Linked DNA regions of Homo sapiens: region 1 is linked to region 2. The links are chromatin loops, found by intact Hi-C in ENCODE. Cell type or tissue: HCT116. All regions are shown on one strand. Links, peaks and the distances in the headings refer to the core of each region. The heading gives the core; the rest is flanking DNA.

Region 1 (10,160 bases), core at 1,123-9,122, 250 kb after region 2:
TGGGCAACAGAGCTGGACCCTCTCAAAAAAAAAAAAAAATCCAGATTGGAAAAGAATAAGCAAAACTATATTCACAGATGACATGATATTATATGTAGAAAATGCTAAGGAATCCATGAAACAACAACGGATACTAGAACTGATAATTAACTTTAGCAAAGTTATAGGACATAAGATCAATATACAGAAAATTTCAGTTACACAAACACAAATACAAATCAATTGCACTGTTACATAATATCAAGGAACAATCCAAAAATAAAATTCAGAAAACAATTCCATTCACAACAGCATCAAGTAGAATAAAATACATAGGAATAACAAAAACTCTTTTTTTTTTTTTTTTGAGGTGGAGTCTTGCCCTGTGGGCTAGGCTGGAGTGCAATGGTCTGATCTTGGCTCACTGCAACCTCTGCCTCCCGGGTTCAAGCGATTCTCCTGCCTCAGCCTCCTGAGTAGCTGGGATTACAGGTGCCTGCCACCACACCAGGCTAATTTTCTGTATCTTTAGTAGAGACCTGGTTTCACCATGTTAGCCAGGATTGTCTCAATCTCCTGACCTCATGATCCACCCACCTCGGCCTCCCAAAGTGCTGGGATTACAGGCGGGAATAACGAAATCTCTTAAACGAAGCCATCTATAATAGAGAGATCAATCTCCTTTCTCTCATCTTTTTTTTTTTTAGTATTACAGTGTATGCCATTGAGTTGAACTTTCTTTTCCTTCACTTTCCATTTCTTAAGGGCTTACGGCAACCAGCTCCTTTTTCTGATGAAATTGAAGTTGACTTTAGTAAGCCCTATGTCAGGGTAACTATGGAAGAAGCCAGCAGAGGAACTCCTTGTAAGTAAATACCTTCTTAATTTGTTGTTTGACTATTGTTTTTAGCATTCCATTGTCTTTATCAAATACACACCTGCTCTCTATATACTGCCCTCTGTTTACTTGCAAAGGCCAGCAGCGAAGGGGTTCTTCTCACCTGTCTTGATGTTCTATTTAGAAGGGTAACTCCACTCCATAAACTTTCATTTTTTTTCTTATTATTATGCACCTGTTTCCTGGGCTGCTGTTGTAGCTGTGAGATACAGTAAAACAGAAACAATATGATATTATATTAGCTTGAGCTGAGTTATGATCTTATCTATTTCTATAAAGTCCAAATCATGTGTCAGGGTGTCACATTCTTCATAGCCTTCAGAATTCCCCACCACCTCTCTACGTTCTGTCAGCTGGCTATGATGCTGCCGATTGATAGAGGACAAAAATATCCCAAGTTGGGAGATGCTCGTCACTTAATTTTATTTTTACTGATATTATAATTTTCCAGGTTTTAAAAAATACTTTATTTTCAAAGCCCTTGCTCTTTATTTGCATGCTTAATTTACATAATTAATTAGCAGTTTTTGACACATAAATTACTAATATATATTCGAGATGCTTTTCTTATGTGGGGCAATTGGTTTTAGAGATCATTATAAAAAGAAACTTCCAAGAGCATTTGTTATGAATACAAAGTCCTATAGGCAAATATTCTTTCTTCTCTGTAAATTCCCCAATTCTCCCTTTTTTTCCAATCCTTTTTCACTTCTTCTGATTACTAAGTGTTCTCTCTACCCTGTAAATATAGGACTGAACTAAGACTCAGACAGACACCAGGGAATAAGAGGGATTTATAGCCACAAATCTGTGCATTTGCAGCATATACAGTATATTTGTGGTTACTTCTTAATTGTGTTGGTATGTTTGCTCTCTGTAGTAACTGAAGAACAGTGAAATACAAATAGAAGTGGGCCAGGAGTGGTGGCTCACACCTGTAATCCCAGCACTTTGGACACCAAGGCGGGCAGATCATCACTTGATGTCAGGAGTTCGAGACCAGCCTGGTTAACATGGTGAAACCCCTTCTCTACTAAAAATACAAAAGTTAGCTGGGCGTGGTGGTGGGCACCTGTAGTCCCAGCTACTCGGGAGGCTAAGGCACGAGAATTATGTGAACCTGGGAGGCAGAGATTGCAGTGAGCTGAGATCATGCCACTGTACTCCAGCCTGGGTGACAGAGCGAGACCCTGTCTCAAAACAAACAAACAAAAAACAAATAGAAGTGATGTACAGTGTCATACTGGGAAATTTTTTTTTCTTTTGAGGCAGAGTCTCACTCTGTTGCCCAGGCTGGCATGCAGTGGCACAATCTTGGCTCAGTGCAACCTCCTCCTCCCGGGTTCAAGCAATTCTTCTGCCCCAGCCTCCCGAGTAGCTGGGATTACAGGTGTGCACCACCACGCCTGGCTAATTTTTGTATTTTTAGTAGAGACGGGGTTTCACCATGTTGGCCAGGCTGGCCTCGAACTCCTGACCTCGTGATCCACCCACCTCAGCCTCCCAAAGTGCTGGGATTGCAGGCGTGAGCCACCGCGCCGGCCAATGCCGGGAATTTTAACACCTATCCTTTGGCCTTATCTTGGGTATATGTATTGTGGGTTTGGGGTCCTCAACAAAAAAGAGGCTAATTCCAGAGAATCCTTTCCTTTTGAAAAAATGTGTAGATATAGTTCATATTGATCACAACCTTCTGATTCATGATAAGATTTTTGAGTTTGGCTTCCCTTATTTGGGTAATAGGTAGGCTCCTGGAGGCAGGGTAAAATGACAAAGAAAACCAGAGACTATGGATTGTGTAATGGTAGCCAGGTCTAACTTCAAAACGCCAGAAGATAGTTCAGGGTTCACATTCAGATGTGATAGTAGAGGCTATTGAAAGCAAGAACTTTTTACATACTCTCTAATGACACACATTTACAATCAGCTATTCATTTAGATTTGATCTGATGGGTTGCATTATCCAGTTTGTTGCTAATTTGTCTATATATCATTTGTGGTACATAAAATTTGAAAATATGTGTACTGTTTCCAAGTTGATCTTTTGTTTTGTTTTGTTTTTGAGACAGAGTCTCGCTTGTCAACCAGGCTGGAGTGCGGTGGTGTGATCTCAGCTCACTGCAACATTTCCCTTCTGGGTTCAAGCAGTTCTCAAATCTCAGCCTCCCAAGTAGCTGGGATTACAGGAGTGAGCCACCGTGCCGGGCCTGTTTCCAAGTTTTAAAGCTTATAATTAACAAGTCCTGACTGGTATAATTGTTTTTAATTTTAGAATTATAGGATTTTACAAATAAGTCATTTTCAAGATTATCTACTTTATAGTTTCTTCATTAAGTACATAAAGCAATTAAGGTCCATAGTAACCAAGAAGCGAAGGCTTCCCCTACAGTAAAACGGATGATTAGTGGAATAGAATTGCAGCTCAAACCTCACCCGGGAATGGTGCTACTCATTGTAAGCATTAGAATAGAAGGCCTTCAGCAAAATAATTGTATTTTTGGTGGAACAAACAGCCACAAATTAGCCTATAAATTTGCCAGCTTAATTTGAACTCTGGTTTTTCTCTTAGATCTCATTTTGTCTGACTGTTTTATGTTAAATCACCAAGTAGGTAACTGCATTCATGCCAGTGCAGGACAAGGAATAAAGCAATAAAGAATGCACCTGCTCTAGTGAAGTTTCAACACCTCCCTCCTGCTCCCCAGGTTTTTACGAGGGAGGTTGTATAATCTAGGAGAAGATTCTCTACTTAGAGAAAAACAAATATGATTTGAGAGACAAGAAGGTCAGCTCTAGGAATCTTTTGGGAGATGAAAAAAATCAGCAATATGTTTAACTCAGAGAAAGGAAGGAAAAGGGAGAGTGTGAAGGGCAATGGAAATGTTAGGAACAGAATGTTTCGGTGGTAGGTATTTGGGAGAGTAAATCTATCAAAAGAGATCATTAACTGAAACCCAGGTTTCTTCTGCCTAAAGGAGGACATATGGTTACTTAGTCACCAGTGGTGCAGCGTATAATTCATAACCCACATAAACCATATAATTTATCATCCAAATCAGGACGGTTTTGAGCATGAAAGGGAGTTGCTGTTAATAATATACAGAGGTTGAGTGTGGTGGCTCATGCCTATAATCCCAGCACTTTGGGAGGCCAAGGCAGAAGGATTGCTTGAGGCTAGGAATTCAAGGCCAGCCTGGGCAATACAGTGAGATCCCATCTCTACAAAAATTTTAATAATTAGCCAGGTGTGGTGGTGTGCATCTATAGTCCCAGCCACTCAGGAGGCTGAGGTGAGAGGATTGTTTGAGCCCAGGAGGTCTAGACCACGGCAAGTCATGATTGCACCACTGCACTTCAGCCTGGGTGACAGAGACCCTATCTTAAAAAATAAATAAATACATAAATAAAAATTAAAAAAATATATATATAGGCCAGGTACAGTGACTCACACCTGTAATCCCAGCACTTTGGAAAGCTGAGGTGGGTGGATCATAAGGTCAGGAGATCGAGACCATCCTGGCTAACATGGTGAAACCCCGTCTCTACTAAAAATATAAAAAATTAGCCAGGCGTGGTGGCACACACCTGTAATCCCAGCTATTCAGGAGGCTGAGACAGGAGAATCACTTGAGCCTGGGAGGCAGAGGTTGCAGTGAGCCTAGGTCACGTCACTGCACTCTAGCCTGGGCGACAGAGTGAGACTCCGTCTCAAAAAAAAAAAATCTATCTATCTATCTATATAACATATATACATATGTAATATATGCATAATATATAAATGATATTAAATATGTATTATATAGTACATTATATAATAGAAACAGGAAAAATTATATTAAAAGTATATAATTTATATAAATATGATTATATATACTATAACATACATTAAATCAGGGGTGTGTTTATCCTGGCCAATAGCCACTTGGTAAAAGAATGGCTAACGCTAGCTTTCTTCCCAGACTAGTTCAACAGTGACCCCTTCTGGCCGTTTGGTTAATATATCAGCCTGGGTTTGCCAAAGACTTGGGATGGAATGGTGGCCAGTTGAGATGTTGGTAGGCTGGGGAAGCACTGGAGAGAGCAAGAGGCGCATCTGGGATTGGTCTGAGAAAAGGTTCAGTGATCTACTTGGCCTAACATAGGATGATTAGCTGTGCTGCAAGCAGCCACTTGATCAACAGCATTCTGTGCTATTGCCACCATCCAGGCAATGTGTTTCTTGAGCAAAATTTCCCTGCTGTATGCTGTCTAGTAGCAAAGAAACAACAAAGTAGTCTTCATTTGTATATTCTATCCCTTGTGTTTCAGGATCGAATAGTGTGAGATCATAGCCCCTCTGGACTTGTTTAGGGAAAATGGAACTATGTTAGTTACTTCATGGACGTGACTTCTGGGATACTTCAATTTTTTTTTTTTTTGAGACAGAGTCTTGCTCTGTCTCGCAGGCTGGAGTGCAGTGGCGCGATCTCAGCTCACTGCAACCTCTGCCTCCTGGGTTCAAGAGATTCTCCTGCCTCAGCCTCCCGAGTAGCTGGGATTACAGGCGCCCACCACCATACCCAGCTAATTTTTGTATTTTTAGTAGACACAGGGTTTCACCATGTTGGCCAGGCTGGCCTCAACTGCTGACCTCAGGTGATCCACCTGCCTTGGCCTCCCAAAGTGCTGGGATTACAGGCGTGAGCCACTGTGCCCGGCCCAAAAATCTTTTTAATGTATTATTTTTTAATAGGCATAGAGCCAATGCAGTGATTTCTGGGACATAGAAGGGGGATTATATGCTCAAATTTTGTTTTATTTTGCTTTGTCTTATTAAAAATTATCTTTTTAAAAATATTTTTTTCTTCTTTTTTTTTAGTTGACACATGCTGGCAGTAAAAAATAATTTTAATAGAGATAGGGTTTCACTGTGTTGCCCAGGCTGGTCTCAGACTCCTGGGCTCAAGCAGTCCTCCTACCTTGGTCTCCCAAGGTGCTGGAATTACAGGTGTGAGCTACTGTACCCAGCCTGCTTTCTCTCATAGATGAGAAAACTGAGGCATAAGGAAGTTAAGGTTACAGAGGAAGAAAGCTGGTTGGAAAGCTTGGTCAAAGCTTGAGCTATGACCTTTCTGACTCTTAAATCCATTAATTAATTCTTAGTTTTTCATTGGATTGGTATATTTAATTTAAAATTTTTATTTCCTGTATTATAAAATCAATACAACCAGCCTGGGCTGGGCATGGTGGCTCACGCCCGTAATCCCAGAACTTCGGGAGGCCAAGGCGGGCAGATCACTTGAGGTCAGGAAATTGAGACCAGCCTGGCCAACATGGGATACGAATATAAAAATACAAAAATTATCCCGGCTTGGTGGCTTTCGCCTGTAATCCCAGTGACTTGGGAGGCTGAGGCAGGATAGTCACTTGAACCCAGGAGGCAGAGGTTGCAGTGAGCCTAGATCATGTCACCACACTCCAGCCTGGGCAACAGAGCAAGACTCCATCTCAAATAAATAAATAAATAAAAATACAACTAGCTTGGGCAACATGTGAAACCCCATCTGTACAAAAAATACAAAAATCAGCTGAGCGTAGTGGTGTGCGCTGTAGCCAGTGGGGCGTGGCGGTGTGCACTGTAGCCAGTGGGGCGTGGCGGGGTGCGCTGTAGTCTGCGGGGCGTGGCGGGGTGCGCTGTAGTCAGCGGGGCGTGGTGGTGTGCGCTGTAGTCCCAGCTTCTCGGGAGGCTGAGGCGGGAGGATCATTTGAGCCTGGGAGGTGGAGGTTTCAGTGATCTGAGACCATGCCACTGCACTCCAGCCAGGGTGACAGAGCCAGACCCTGTCTCAAAAAATCAAATCAAGTGAAATCAATACATTCCCACAGTTTAATATCCATAAAATACAAAAAGGGCATAAAGTAAAATGTCTCCCTCTCAAGACCTGTCTCACAGCCACCTGGTATCCCTATAACAGGCCACCAATATTACCCATTTCTGTGAATATCTAAGTAAATTGTTTATATATCCTCCCACCTTTTAGTGGGTGTATTATGCTATATTCAATCTTCCGTTGAAATGTAGGTCGTTTCCTGACTGTTGCTATTATAAACAGTACTGCAATGAATAACATCTATATTTACTGTGAGATAATTCCCAGAATTAGAAAAGCTGGGCCACAGCTATAAGCATTTGTCGTTTGTCTTTTGATAGATACGACCTAATTGCCCTTCTTGAAAGTTGCTGATACTCCTTTCAGCAGTGTATGATTTCTTGGTTTAAAATCTACTTATTTATGAGTAAAGCTTTTTGAAAACAAAAATTCATAAACCTCCTGAGAACTACTTTCCTTCTCCTTCATTCATTGCCCTGAAGACAGGAAGGAGATGTATCTGATCCTCAACCTCAGCATGGTGTATCTGATCCTCAGCCTCAGCATAGTGTATCTGGTCCTCAGCCTCAGCATAGTGTATCTGATCCTCAACCTCAGCATGGTGTATCTGGTCCTCAACCTCAGCATGGTGTATCTGGTCCTCAGCCTCAGCATGGTGTATCTGGTCCTCAGCCTCAGCATGGTGTATCTGGTCCTCAGCCTCAGCATGGTGTATGTGATCCTCAGCCTCAGCATGGTGTATCTGGTCCTCAGCCTCAGCATGGTGTATCTGATCCTCAGCCTCAGCATGGTGTATCTGGTCCTCAGCCTCAGCATGGTGTATCTGGTCCTCAGCCTCAGCATGGTGTATCTGGTCCTCAGCCTCAGCATGGTGTATCTGGTCCTCAGCCTCAGCATAGGGTATCTGGTCCTCAACCTCAGCATAGTGTATCTGATCCTCAGCATAGTGTATCTGGTCCTCAGCCTCAGCATGGTGTATCTGGTCCTCAGCCTCAGCATAGTGTATCTGATCCTCAACCTCAGCATGGTGTATCTGATCCTCAGCATAGTGTATCTGGTCCTCAACCTCAGCATAGTGTATCTGATCCTCAGCATAGTGTATCTGGTCCTCAACCTCGGCATAATATATCTGATCCTCAGCCTCAGCATAGTGTATCTGATCCTCAGCCTCAGCATAGTGTATCTGATCCTCAACCTCAGCATGGTGTATCTGATCCTCAACCTCAACATAGTGTATCTGATCCTCAGCCTCAGCATAGTGTATCTGGTCCTCAGCATAGTGTATCTGATCCTCAGCCTCAGCATAGTGTATCTGGTCCTCAACCTCAGCATAGTGTATCTGATCCTCAGCCTCAGCATAGTGTATCTGGTCCTCAGCATAGTGTATCTGGTCCTCAGCCTCAGCATAGTGTATCTGATCCTCAGCCTCAGCATAGTGTATCTGATCCTCAGCATAGTGTATCTGATCCTCAGCCTCAGCATAGTGTATCTGGTCCTCAGCCTCAGCATAGTGTATCTGATCCTCAGCCTCAGCATAGTGTATCTGATCCTCAGCATAGTGTATCTGATCCTCAGCCTCAGCATAGTGTATCTGGTCCTCGCCTCGGCATGGTGTATCTGGTCCTCAGCCTCGGCATGGTGTACCTGGTCCTCAGCCTCGGCATGGTGTACCTGGTCCTCTGCCTCGGCATGGTGTACCTGGTCCTCAGCCTCGGCATGGTGTACCTGGTCCTCAGCCTCGGCATGGTGTACCTGGTCCTCAGCCTCGGCATGGTGTACCTGGTCCTCAGCCTCGGCATGGTGTATCTGGTCCTCAGCCTCGGCATGGTGTATCTGGTCCTCAGCCTCGGCATGGTGTATCTGGTCCTCAGCCTCGGCATGGTGTACCTGATCCTCAGCATAGTGTATGTGGTACTCAACCTCAGCATGGTGTATCTGGTCCTCAGCCTCAGTATAGTGTATCTGGTCCTCAGCCTCAGCATAGTGTATCTGGTCCTCAGCCTCAGCATAGTGTATCTGGTCCTCAGCCTCAGCATAGTGTATCTGGTCCTCAGCCTCAGCATAGTGTATCTGGTCCTCAGCCTCGGCATGGTGTATCTGATCCTCAACCTCAGCATAGTGTATCTGATGACACTTTGACCTATCTTTCCCAAATGATGTAAATGCTCCTGTCAGTTTCTGCTGCAGTAAAATAGCTCTTCCTTTATTCACAGAAAGGGAATAAGTTACATGGACTCCTTAGATTTATTATTTAAAGCATGATGGACCATTATGCTGATTCTGTTTTTAATGTTTATTTCACTTTGGAATTAGTCTTGTTCCCCGGGAAATCATTTCCTGGCTTCTAAGTTGACAGTTCTCTGTTATTTGTTGTGCCTGAAAAGTTTGGTACAACCAGGCTAACAGAGGCAGTTAGTGCAGATGATGATGTCAAAAATCTCTTTATAGGCTGAGCATGGTGGCTCACACCTGGAATCCCAGCATTTTGGGAGGCCAAGGTGGGATTGCTTGAGTCCAGGAGTTCGAGACCAGCCTGGGCAACATGGTCTCTACAAAAAAAAAAAAAAAAAATTAGCTGGGCATGGTGGTGTCCATCTGTGGTCCCATCTACTTGGGAGGCTGAGATGGGAGGATCACTTGAGCCCAGGAGGTCAAGGCTGCCGTGAGCTGTGACCACATCAGTGCACTCCAGGCTGGATGACAGAGTGAGACCCTGTCTCAAAAAAAAAATGAAAAGGTCTTTATAGTCATTTTTCATAACCCAACCTACCCCTAAAATCAGGGTGAATACCCAGAGAACACCTAAAGAAAGGAGTATGCAGTTGGGCCGGGCGCGGTTGCTCACACCTGTAATCCCAGCACTTTGGGAGGCTTAGGCGGGTGGATCACGAGGTCAGGAGATCGAGACCATCCTGTCTAACACTGTGAAACCCCATCTCTACTAAAAAATAATACAAAAAATTAGCTGGGCTTGGTGGTGGGCGCCTGTAGTTCCAGCTACTCAGGAGGCGGAGGCAGGAGAGTCGCTTGAATCCGGGAGTTGCAGGTTGTAGTGAGCCGAGATCGTGCCACTGCACTCCAGTCTGGGTGATGGAGCGAGATTCCGTCTCAAGAAAAAAATAAAAAAAAAGAAAGGAGTATACAGTCATGGAACTGTCACACAGAGCCAGTTCCATTTGCCAAGTACAAGATATCGAATCAATGTATTTTTGTGGCTTGGCATGGTGGTTCACACCTGTAATCCCAGCACTTTGGGAGGCTGAGGCTGGCGGGTCATTTGAGACCAGGAATTCGAGACCAGCCTGGCCAACAAGGAAAAACCCCATCTCTACTAAAAACACAAAAATTAGGCAGGCGTGATGACATGCACCTGTAATCCCAGCTGCTTGGGAGGCTGAGGCAGGAGAATCACT
Region 2 (10,011 bases), core at 1-8,000:
GTTTCAGACCAGCCTGGGCAACACAGTGATAGCAATAGGAGGCAGGTAAATTCCTAGGCAGACAGGGAGGGGTCCCTGGTGAAACTCAACCTTCAAGCCAAGGACAGTCTAAAGCCTGAAAACCAAGCTATGAGTTCTGGATAAATCCATGAGCCAGACTGAGAGCTCCCATTCTCGTCTGGCACCCTCTCTCCTGATTGGTCCTTACCCTTCACCTATTTTATACATACCTACCCTTCCGCGATTGGTCCTCTACACTATCGTGCCTATTTCTGAATGGTGCTTTGTCAAGCATAGCCACAGACCAATCAGCATGCACTTGCCCATTTCTAGCCCACAAAAACCCATAGACTCAGGCTCGTGGCCAGCAACCCACCTTCGGGTCCCCTCTCACTGCCAAGAGCCGTTCTGTCACTCAATAAATTCTACTTTGCCTTACTCACTCTCCAGTGTCCGTGTACCTCATTCTTCTCAGTCATGGGACAACAACTCAGAACTCATCAAATTCGGGAGTAAGAGCTGTAACAATAGTGAGACCTCATCTCTATTTTCATAAATTAAAACAAAAACACCTAAAATATACATCATGAGATCCTATAAATTGTATCTTAATGTGTATTTGTTCTCTAATGAAGTACCATAGTTATTTATACCAGAAAGGAGATTCTTACATCTTGACCATTTATTTATAATATTTATCGAATACCAAATGCCATGTACTAGGTACTGTGGATAACAGAAACATTAAAAATGTGGATCCTGCCCTCGAGGTAAAGATTAAGTGCCGATGCTTTATTTGGGAGGTACAAATTCAGGACAGCCAGAGTGAAGAAAGCTGGAAGGAAGTTAGGTAGAGAAGGATGTGAAGTAATACATGGTGATGTGTTACCTTGCTGTCCCCTCCTTGAAAATGAGCCACAAGAGACACAGCAGCTTTTTCAGCAGGCACACTCCCTCAGTCTTGCCTGTCTCCAGACACACTGGAGAAACCATCCTTGGAAGGAAGAAGAAAAGGGAATTTAAGTATTGTGCTCGGTCAGTCCACTGGTTTCAATTGGTGAAAGTTACTCCATGGGGAGTGACCCCCCCACCCTCCCAGCATGCATTACCGAGGCCCTAGCAGCCTCTGAGAAGTCAGCTCCTGCATTGTTCAGAAGTGGCAGGAGAAGCCAGAGATTCCGGAAATGCAACTGGTGAGCCCCAAAAAGAGCAAGTGATTATGGGTACAGAAAGCAAACAAAGTGAAGGAAATCTGAGGAAGTACATGAAATATATCCATTACACAAGACATAAGCACCTGAAGATAGAAATCAAAATACAGGAGTTCAATAGTAAAACTGCAATAAAAATCAGTATCACTGGGCAATATATGACTGGGTGAGTTTAGAAAAGGGGCATTACTGGTGGTGGGGAGTGCATTAAATTGCACATAAAAGTGCACTCTGGAAGAAGTGAATTAATTTTTTTTTTTTTCGAGACGGAGTCTTGCTCTGTCAACCCAGGCTGGAGTGCAGTGGTGCAATCTGGCCTCACTGCAACCTCTGCCTCCCGGGTTCAAGCAATTCTTCTGCCTCAGCCTCCCGACTAGCTGGGATTACAGGCACCTGCCACCATGCCCAGCTAATTTTTGTATTTTTAGTAGAGACTGAGTTTCAACATGTTGGTCAGGCTGGTCTCGAACTCCTGACCTTGTGATCCGCCCTCCTTGGCCTCCCAAAGTGCTGGGATTACAGGCATGAGCCACCGTGCCTGGCCCAACTGCATTAAATTGGTGTTTGAAGTAGGCACAGCCACAAAGCAACCCATTTAGGATGAACCGAGAAAGCAATGTCATGAAAGCAAAACGTTTGGATGACAGAGAATAAATCATAGTTGCATGTTTAAAAGAATAATGGGAGATTCGATGGGAAAAGCAGGTTGTGGACATATTAGGAAGCCTGAAGGCCAGGTGCAGTGGCTCACGCCTGTAATCCCAGCACTTTGGAAGGCCAAGGCCGGTGGATCACCTGAGGTCAGGAGTTCGAGACCAGCATGGCCAACATGGTGAAACCCCATCTCTACTAAGAATACAAAAATTTGCCAGGCGTGGTATTACAATGCACGTGGTATTACAAGGCACGCGCCTGTAATTGCAGCTACTCGGGAGGCTGAGGCATGAGAATCGCTTGAACCCAGGAGGTGGAGGTTGCAGTAAGCTGAGATCAAACCACTGCACTCCAACCTGGGCAACAGAATGAGGAGCCATCTCAAAAAAACAAACAAACGAACAAAAAACAAGCCTGAAATTCCAAGCTAAGGTACTGTTACTGTAGACAACCAGATGACAGTCCCAGGTTTCTTTTTTTTTTCTTTTTTTTGAGACAGGGTCTTGCCCTGTCACCCAGGCTGGGGTGCAGTGGTACGATCACTGTTCACTGCAGCCTTGACCTCCTGGGCTCAAGTGATCCTCCCACCTCAGCCACCAGAGTAGCTGAGAGTATAAGTGTGAGCCAGCACACCGAGTTAATTTTTTTATTTTTTGTAGAGACAGGGTCTCACTATGTTGCCCAGGCTGGACCTGAACTCCTGGGCTCCACTGATCTTCCCGCCTTGGCCTTCCAAAGTGCTGGGACTACAGGTGTGAGCTATCACAGACAATAACAGGTTTCTGAACCCACATTGAAATGAAAGTTCCCAAAGACTTCTACCAACGACCGATGTCTCCTCGTTGTTCTCAACCTGGAAACCATCCCCTACCCAGCCTGAATGCTCTCAGCAGCCTCAAAACAACTTAAAGGCTGCTTTCACGCACAGTGATTTTCTTTTCTCTTCCTTCACACTGATTGATTCCCTCAAAAAATGCAGGTCCGGAGCTGGCTATGGAGTTGCAAGCTCTAGACCCAGCTACTCCAGAGGCTGAGGCGAAAGAATCCCTGGAACCCTGGAGTTGTAGTCCAGCCTGGATAAAACAGTGAGACCCCAATTCTTTTATCTATTTATTTATTTGTATTTTTTGAGGTGGAATTTTGCTCTGTCCCCCAGGCTGGAGTGCAGTGGCACAATCTCGGCTCACTGCAGCCTCTGCCTCCCAGGTTTAGCGATTCTCCTGTCTCAGCCTCCTGAGTAGCTGGAATTGCAGGAGCTTGTCACAATGCCCAGCTAATTTTTGTATTTTTAGTAAGGACGGGGGTTTCACCATGTTGGCCAGGCTGGTCTTGAACTCCTGACCTCAGGTGATCCGCCCGCCTCGGCCTCCCGAAGTGCTGGGATTACAGGCGTGAGCCACCGCACCCGGCCTTGTTTGGCTGTTGATTTTGTTTTGAGGTTTCCCTTTTTCTACCCAGAAACCAAGAAACCAGGGGTGTCTGAGGCCTCGCAGAAATCTCAGGGAAAGGTCAGGCTCCACCCAGGCTGCACTAGGCGGGGCTGCGACGCCAGGGCGGGACCGTCTCCGGCTGGGAGGGAGGGCGGGCGGCGCGCAGACCCCGGAAGTCCCGCCCCGGGAACGTTCGCCCTTGGGCAGTTTTCTGGGTGGGAAGTGCGATTTTGGCGGGCGGTTGTGACGTTGCTAGCGCTTGTCCGGTGGCTGCTGCGCTGCCGCAACGAATAGGGTTTCTGGCTGCGTAGGAGGGACGGGGGCGCGGAGCTCTGGGAAACTGCGCCAGGCGCCCGAAAGGTGAACACGGGAGTCGCGCGTCTCCCCCGCAGCAGCGGTAAAGCGGAAGTTATGCTGCAGCCGGAGCCCGGGCTTCCTCCCGGAGCCGCGTCCCGGGGCCCGGCTGCCCCGAGCTGAGCGGAGCATCCTTTCCGGGTGAGGGGAGGAGAGGACTTGGCGCGTTCCCCTCGCTGCCCCGGGAGCCGCAGCCGCGGTGTTCATGCCGCGGAGCAGCCAGGCTCCTCCGACGAAAACCTGCATTTATTTGCTGGCGGGACGTTTGCCTTGAAAATGGACAAAGACGCCGCCCTCCGGGGTATTCCTGTTTGCCTGACCCTGAGAGCGCCTTTTTGCTTCAAGACGTGTTGGATGCTCCTGTTCTCCGAATTCTGATACGCTTCTGGGCATAATACTGAAACACAAAACTGCTTTTGCTCTCTCTGTGGTTGGCCGAAAATAGGATTCTTTTTCGTGCAGGTGTCGTTGTTTAGTCGGCTTTACTAACATATTGAAATGGCTCTACCCAAAGACGCCATCCCCTCGCTGTCCGAGTGCCAGTGCGGGATCTGCATGGAAATCCTCGTGGAGCCCGTCACCCTCCCGTGTAACCACACGCTGTGTAAACCGTGCTTCCAGTCGACCGTCGAAAAGGCGAGTTTATGCTGTCCCTTCTGTCGCCGCCGGGTATCGTCGTGGACTCGGTACCATACCCGAAGAAATTCTCTCGTCAACGTGGAACTGTGGACGATAATTCAAAAACACTATCCCAGGGAGTGCAAGCTTAGAGCGTCTGGCCAAGAATCAGAGGAAGTGGGTGAGTAAACCATGGCGTGTTTGTTGGCCAAAAGCCGCAAGTCTTTGAAAAGGTGAATCATCACTTTTCCATTTAAAAAGTAAAAACAAACCAAAAAACCCGACTAGTATTTGTCTAAATAGTTCTCAGAGGTTAGGGGGTTTATGGGTCCCCAAATGTCGATGGATTATAAAGTCAAGGGCAAGATTTTGTCCATTGTCAAAATGCCCGCGCTGTGTTCGATGGGTGTTTGTTGTGTTAAAAATTAAAGAATTGCCCGTCTGGAGCCTTCTTTTTTTTTTTTTTGAGACAGGATCTCGCTCCGTCCTCCAGGCTGGAGTGCAGTGGCGCGATCTCGGCTCCCTGCAACCTCCGCCTCCCGGTTTCAAGCGATTCTCCTGCCTCAGCCTCCCGAGTAGCTGGGGTTACACGCGTGCACCATCACGCCCGGGGAATTTTTCTGTTTTTTAGTAGAGACGGGATTTCACCATGTTGGCCAGGCTGATCTCAAACTCCTGACCTCAAGGGATCCGCCCGCCTCGGCCTGCCAAAATGCTGGGATTACAGGCTTGAGCCACCGCGCCCGGCCTCTGATTTACTTATCTATACATCTCCATTCATTTAATTCTTGATTCTCCTAATCATGCGACGAGGCTAAAGTCGCTTTTTTATCACTCAACCCTGCACCCGGTAGACTCAGGAGCCCCAAACTGAACCCTTGACTCTTTCCTCCACTAATGTGAGCAATAAGCCGGGCGGTGGTTCCTGTCTGGGCTTAGGATATGGTGTCTCCGTTCTCTCGTGGACAGGTCTTTTTTTTTTTTTTTTTTTTTTTTTTTCTAATTTTTTTTGGTCACAGTTATATGTGTACCTGCCTTTTAAACATACGTTTATTTTATTGTAAAAAAATGCCATTTTAAACATTTTTAAACAATAGTTAAAAGAAAAAGCTTTATTCAAATGCTCGCAGACCATACAATTCACCTACTAAAAGTGTGCGGTTGGCCGGGAGCGATGGCTCACAGCTGTAATCCCAGCGCTTTGGGAGGCGGAGGTGGGAGGATCTCTTGAACCCAGGAGTTGAGGCCGGTCTGGGTAACATAAATTCAGTAAAATGTTTAAAAGTGTGCAATTTAATGGTTTTTGGTATATTGCGTTATTTTTAAAATATTGTCCAAAATGTATATAACAAACTGACATTTTAACCATTTTTAAGTACAATTCAATAGCATTAATTACATTCACAATGTAACCATCACCACTGTTTCCAGAACTTTTCATCACCCCAGATAAACTCTAACCGTGAGGCACTGACTCCCCATTTCACCTTTCCCCCCAGCCTCGGCACCTTCTATTCCACTTTCTGTCTCTATGAATCTGGCCATTCTAGGTATTTCATAGAAGGGACTCATGCAATATAGGATCTTGTGTGTCTAGCTTATTTCACTTAGCGTGTTTCTGAGGTTCATGTACAGTGTGGCATGGATCAGTACTTCATTTTTCGGGCTGAATAATAATTTGTTTTACGGATATACTTGTTACATTTTGTTTATCCATTGGCTGGACATTGGTTTTTTTCACCTTTTCGTTATTTGAATACTGGCGATACGAACATTTATGTACCAGTATGTGTTTGAATACCTGTGTTCAGTTCTTTTGTCTATATATCTACGAGTGGAATTGCTGGATCCTATGGTAATTCTGTGTTTAGCTTTTTGAGGAACTGCCACATTGATTTCTACAGTGGCTGTACCATTTTACATTTCCATTAGCAGAGTACGAAGTTTCCAGTTTCTTCACTTCCTCACCAACACTTGTTATTTTCCGTGCCATGCTAGTACATGTGAACTGGTATCTTAACTCTGTGTGTCAAAAAATTGCGGGGCCGGGCGCGGCGGCTCACGCCTGTAATCCCAGCACTTTGGGAGGCCGAGGCGGGCGGATCACGAGGTCAGGAGATCGAGACCATCCTGGCTAACACGGTGAAACCCCCTCTCTACTAAAAATACAAAAAATTAGCCGGGCATGTTGGCACGCGCCTGTAGTCCCAGCTACTCGGGAGGCTGAGGCCGGAGAATGGCGTGAACCCGGGAGGCGGAGCTTGCAGTGAGCCGAGATCACGCCACCGCACTCCAGCCTGGGAGACAGAGCGAGACTCCGTTTCAAAAAAAAAAAATTGTGGTAAAATATAGCAAGATTACCATTTTAACCACTTAAAAATGTTTTTGACTAGAAAGAAGGGAGGAAAATTTTAACCGTTTGTAATTGTATGGTTCAGTGGCATCGCCTCCGTTCACACTGCTGTGCATCCGTCACCACCGTCCATCTCCAGAACTTTTTAATCCTCCCAAACTGAATTTCCACACCCTTGAGGCTCACCGTTCCTCCCTCCTACTATCCCCTGGCAACCACCGTTCTCCTTTCCATTTCTGTGAACCCGACTGCTTCTAGGTACCTCCTGTAAGTGGAATTTTCATAGGTTTTGTCCTTTTGTGTCTGGCCTGTTTTACCTAGCGTAATGTTTTCCAGGTTCATCCATACTGCATGTGACAGCATTCCCTTCTTTTCCAGGCTGAATAATGTTCCAGTGTATGTATATGCTACATTAAAAGAAATCTGTTCCTCTGTCAGTGGACACTTGGCTTGCTTCCACTTCTCGGCTATTAGAAATAATGCTGGTGTGAACTTGGGTGTACAAATGTCTGTTCAGGGGCCTGTTTTCTATTCTTTTGGGTGTATACCTGGAAGTGGAATTTCTAGATCCTATGGTAATTCTATGTGTGATTGGTTTTGGAAACCGCCATACTGTTTTCCACAGTGACTGTACCGTTTTACATTCCCACCAACAGTGCGTGGGTGTCCAGTTTCTCTGCACCCTCGCCAACACTTGCTATTTTCTGGGTTTTGATAGTAGCCATCCTGGTGAGTATGAGGTGGTATCCCATTGTGGTTTTTATTTGCATGTCCCCAATGACTAAGGATGGCGAGCATCTTTGCATGCATTTATTGGCCATTTGTATATCATCTTCGGAAAAATATGAAATATCTATTCAAATCCTGTGCTCATTCATTCTTTTTGTTTCTGTTTTTCTCCCAAAACCCAGAAAAAGCCACAACTTTGCCTGTCATTTAATCAGGTTGTTTTTTTGAGTTGTGGGCATTCTCCTGCCTCAGCCTCCTGAGTAGCTGGGATTACAGGCATGCGACACCACACCCAACTAATTTTTGTATTGTTAGTAGAGATGGGGTTTTGCTGTGTTGGTCAGGATGGTCTCAATCTCTTGACCTCGTGATCCACCTGTCTTGGCCTCCAAAAGTGCTGGGATTACAAGCGTGAGCCACCGCGTCCGGGCTGTTTTAGTTTTTATCCACCATAGATGAGTTTTTTCTGTTCTGGAACTTCATATAAATGGAATTCTTTTTATTTCCTAGGGCTACTGTAACAAAGTACCACGAACTTAGCAGAAATTTATTCTCCCTCAGTTCTGAAGAGTAGAACTCCAAACCCAAGATGCTAGCAGGGAGCAGGGACATGTACATTGAAGGCTCTGGGAGAGAATCTGTTCCGTGCCCTTCTCCTTAGCTTCTGGTGTGGCTGGAATCCATGGTGTTCCTGGTTTGCAGCTGAGTCACTCCAGTCTCTGCCTCCATTGGCACGTAGAGTTTCCCGGTGTGTCTGTCTTTACATGGCCGTCTCCTCTGTGTCTCTCTCTTTTTTTTTTACCAGGACACTAGTTATATTGGATTAAAGGCTCTGTACTCTTTGTATGAACTCCATTATATCTGTAACAACCTGTTTCCAGTTAAGACCACATTCTTAGTTACTGGGAGTTAGGACTTAAGCATATCTTTTGGGGGGTTATTCAGCATAAGGTTCAAGATTTATTCTTTTTTTTTTTTTGAGACAGTCTTGTTCTGTCACCCAGTCTGGAATGCAGTGACAGGATCTCGGCTCACTGCAACCTCCGTCTCCTGGGTTCAAGTGATTCTCCTGCCTCAGCCTCCTAAGTAGCTGGGATTACAGGCACGCACCACCATGCCTGGCTAATTTTTGTATTTTTAGTAGAGATGGGGTTTCACCATGTTGCCCAGCCTGGTGTCGAACTCCTGACCTCAGGTGATCCACCCGCCTCGGCCTCCCAAAGTGCTGGGATTACAGGCATGAGCCACCGCGCCTGGCCTCAAGATTTATTCTTGTGTAGATATTCGTTTTTTAAGTATTATTCCACCATTGACTATGCTGTATATGATTGGCCATTCTCCACTGATACAGTGCTTCAGTTGCTTGCAGTTTTGGATATTATGAATAAAGTTGCTGAGAAGGTTCTTGTGCAAGTTTTTGTGTCTCTGTGTGTGTATGTGTGGCCTTATGTTTTCAGGGTTTTTTTGGTTAAATACTTAGGAGCTGGAATTACGCAACGTAGAATAGGTACATATTTTTATAAGAAACTACCTGCCAGGCATGGTGGCTCACGCACTTTGGGAGGCCGAGGCGGGTGGATCACAAGGTCAGGAGTTCAAGACCAGCCTGGCCAAGATGCTGAAACCCCATCTACTAAAAATACAAAAATTAGCCGGGTGTGGTGGCGGGCACCTGTAATACCAGCCACTCGGGAGGCTGAGGCAGAGAATTGCTTGAACCCAGGAGGCAGAGGTTGCAGTGAGCCTAGATCGCGCCACTGCACTCTAGCCTCGGTGACAGAGTGAGACTCCATCTCAAAAAAAGAAAGAAGAAACTACCAGATCTTTTTCGAAAGTGGTTGTGTCATTTTGTAATCCCACCAACAGCATACAGGTTCTGGTTGCCGTACATCTTACCAACTTTTGATGTTATCTGTCTTTTTAGATTTAACCATTCCAGTTGATTTGTATTGATAGTAGTATCTTGTTTTAATTTCAATTTCCAGGTAACTAATGATAGTGTTCTTTTTCATGTGCTTATTGACAGTTTTGCCCTCTTCCATTGTAAAGTGTCTGTTTAATTCTTTTTCCCCTAAATTGTTTATATTCAGTTGTAGACATTATTTATGTATTTTGAATACTGGTACTTTGCCAGATATTCTTAATTGTTTTGACGAGCTGAAATTCTTAATTTTCATGAAGTCTCATAAATTTTTCCTTTTATAGTTTATTGCTTTTTATGGTCTAAGAAACCTTTAGCTACCTTCAGGCTAAGATATTGCTATTTTTTTTTCTAAAAGATTTATAGTTTTACCTTTTTTTTTTGGAGACTGAATTTCGTTGTGTCGCCCAGGCTGGAGTGCAGTGGCGTGATGGCTCACTGCAACCTCCACCTCCCAGGTTCAAGCGATTCTCCTCCCTCAGCCTCCTGAGTAGCTGGGACTACAGGCACGCACCACCATGCCTGGCTAATTTTTGTATTTTTTGTAGAGATGGGGCTTCACCATGTTGGCCAGGCTGGTCTTGAAGTCCTGACCTCGTGATCCGCCTGCCTTGGCCTCCCAAAGTGCGAGGATTACAGGTGTGAGCCACTGTGTCTGGCCAGTTTTAACTTTTATGTTTAGGTCTTTGATCCATTTCAAATTAATTTTGAATATTGTATAAGTTAGGGGGTTGAGGTTAA

The links. Peaks named below come from ENCODE experiments on the same cell type or tissue, not always from the same donor. Only the 100,000 strongest peaks of a DNase experiment are listed, where the experiment ranks them.
Region 1: a loop joins it to region 2, with 6 times the contacts of the local background. A loop is called at or near these places in 58 of 110 quality-filtered maps.

What each region holds. Positions count from the first base shown.
Region 1 is chr3:196,248,472-196,258,631 of GRCh38, reverse strand. It overlaps PCYT1A (phosphate cytidylyltransferase 1A, choline), which reads left to right. Exons shown (of 9, transcript NM_001312673.2): 3 at 745-844. Among named protein-coding and RNA genes, the nearest start is that of PCYT1A, 34 kb to the left of the region's middle. In HCT116, for the core only: a CTCF peak has its summit at 4,866 (motif pointing left); a DNase peak (open chromatin) is centred at 4,851.
Region 2 is chr3:196,497,310-196,507,320 of GRCh38, reverse strand. RNF168 (ring finger protein 168) reads left to right here and starts at 3,553. Exons shown (of 6, transcript NM_152617.4): 1 at 3,553-4,448. The coding sequence starts at 4,148. SMCO1 (single-pass membrane protein with coiled-coil domains 1) reads left to right here. Exons shown (of 3, transcript NM_001077657.3): 3 at 1-442. LOC105374306 (a long non-coding RNA gene) reads left to right here and starts at 5,269. Exons shown (of 2, transcript XR_924896.3): 1 at 5,269-6,887. LOC105374307 (a long non-coding RNA gene) reads right to left here and starts at 1,969. Exons shown (of 3, transcript XR_924897.3): 1 at 1,110-1,969; 2 at 890-994; 3 at 429-519. RefSeq lists a silencer at 3,304-3,603 and enhancers at 4,224-4,313, 4,354-4,423, 4,075-4,758, 4,759-5,443. In HCT116, for the core only: a CTCF peak has its summit at 4,224; DNase peaks (open chromatin) are centred at 3,510 and 4,430; H3K4me3 peaks cover 3,052 bases; H3K27ac peaks cover 2,632 bases.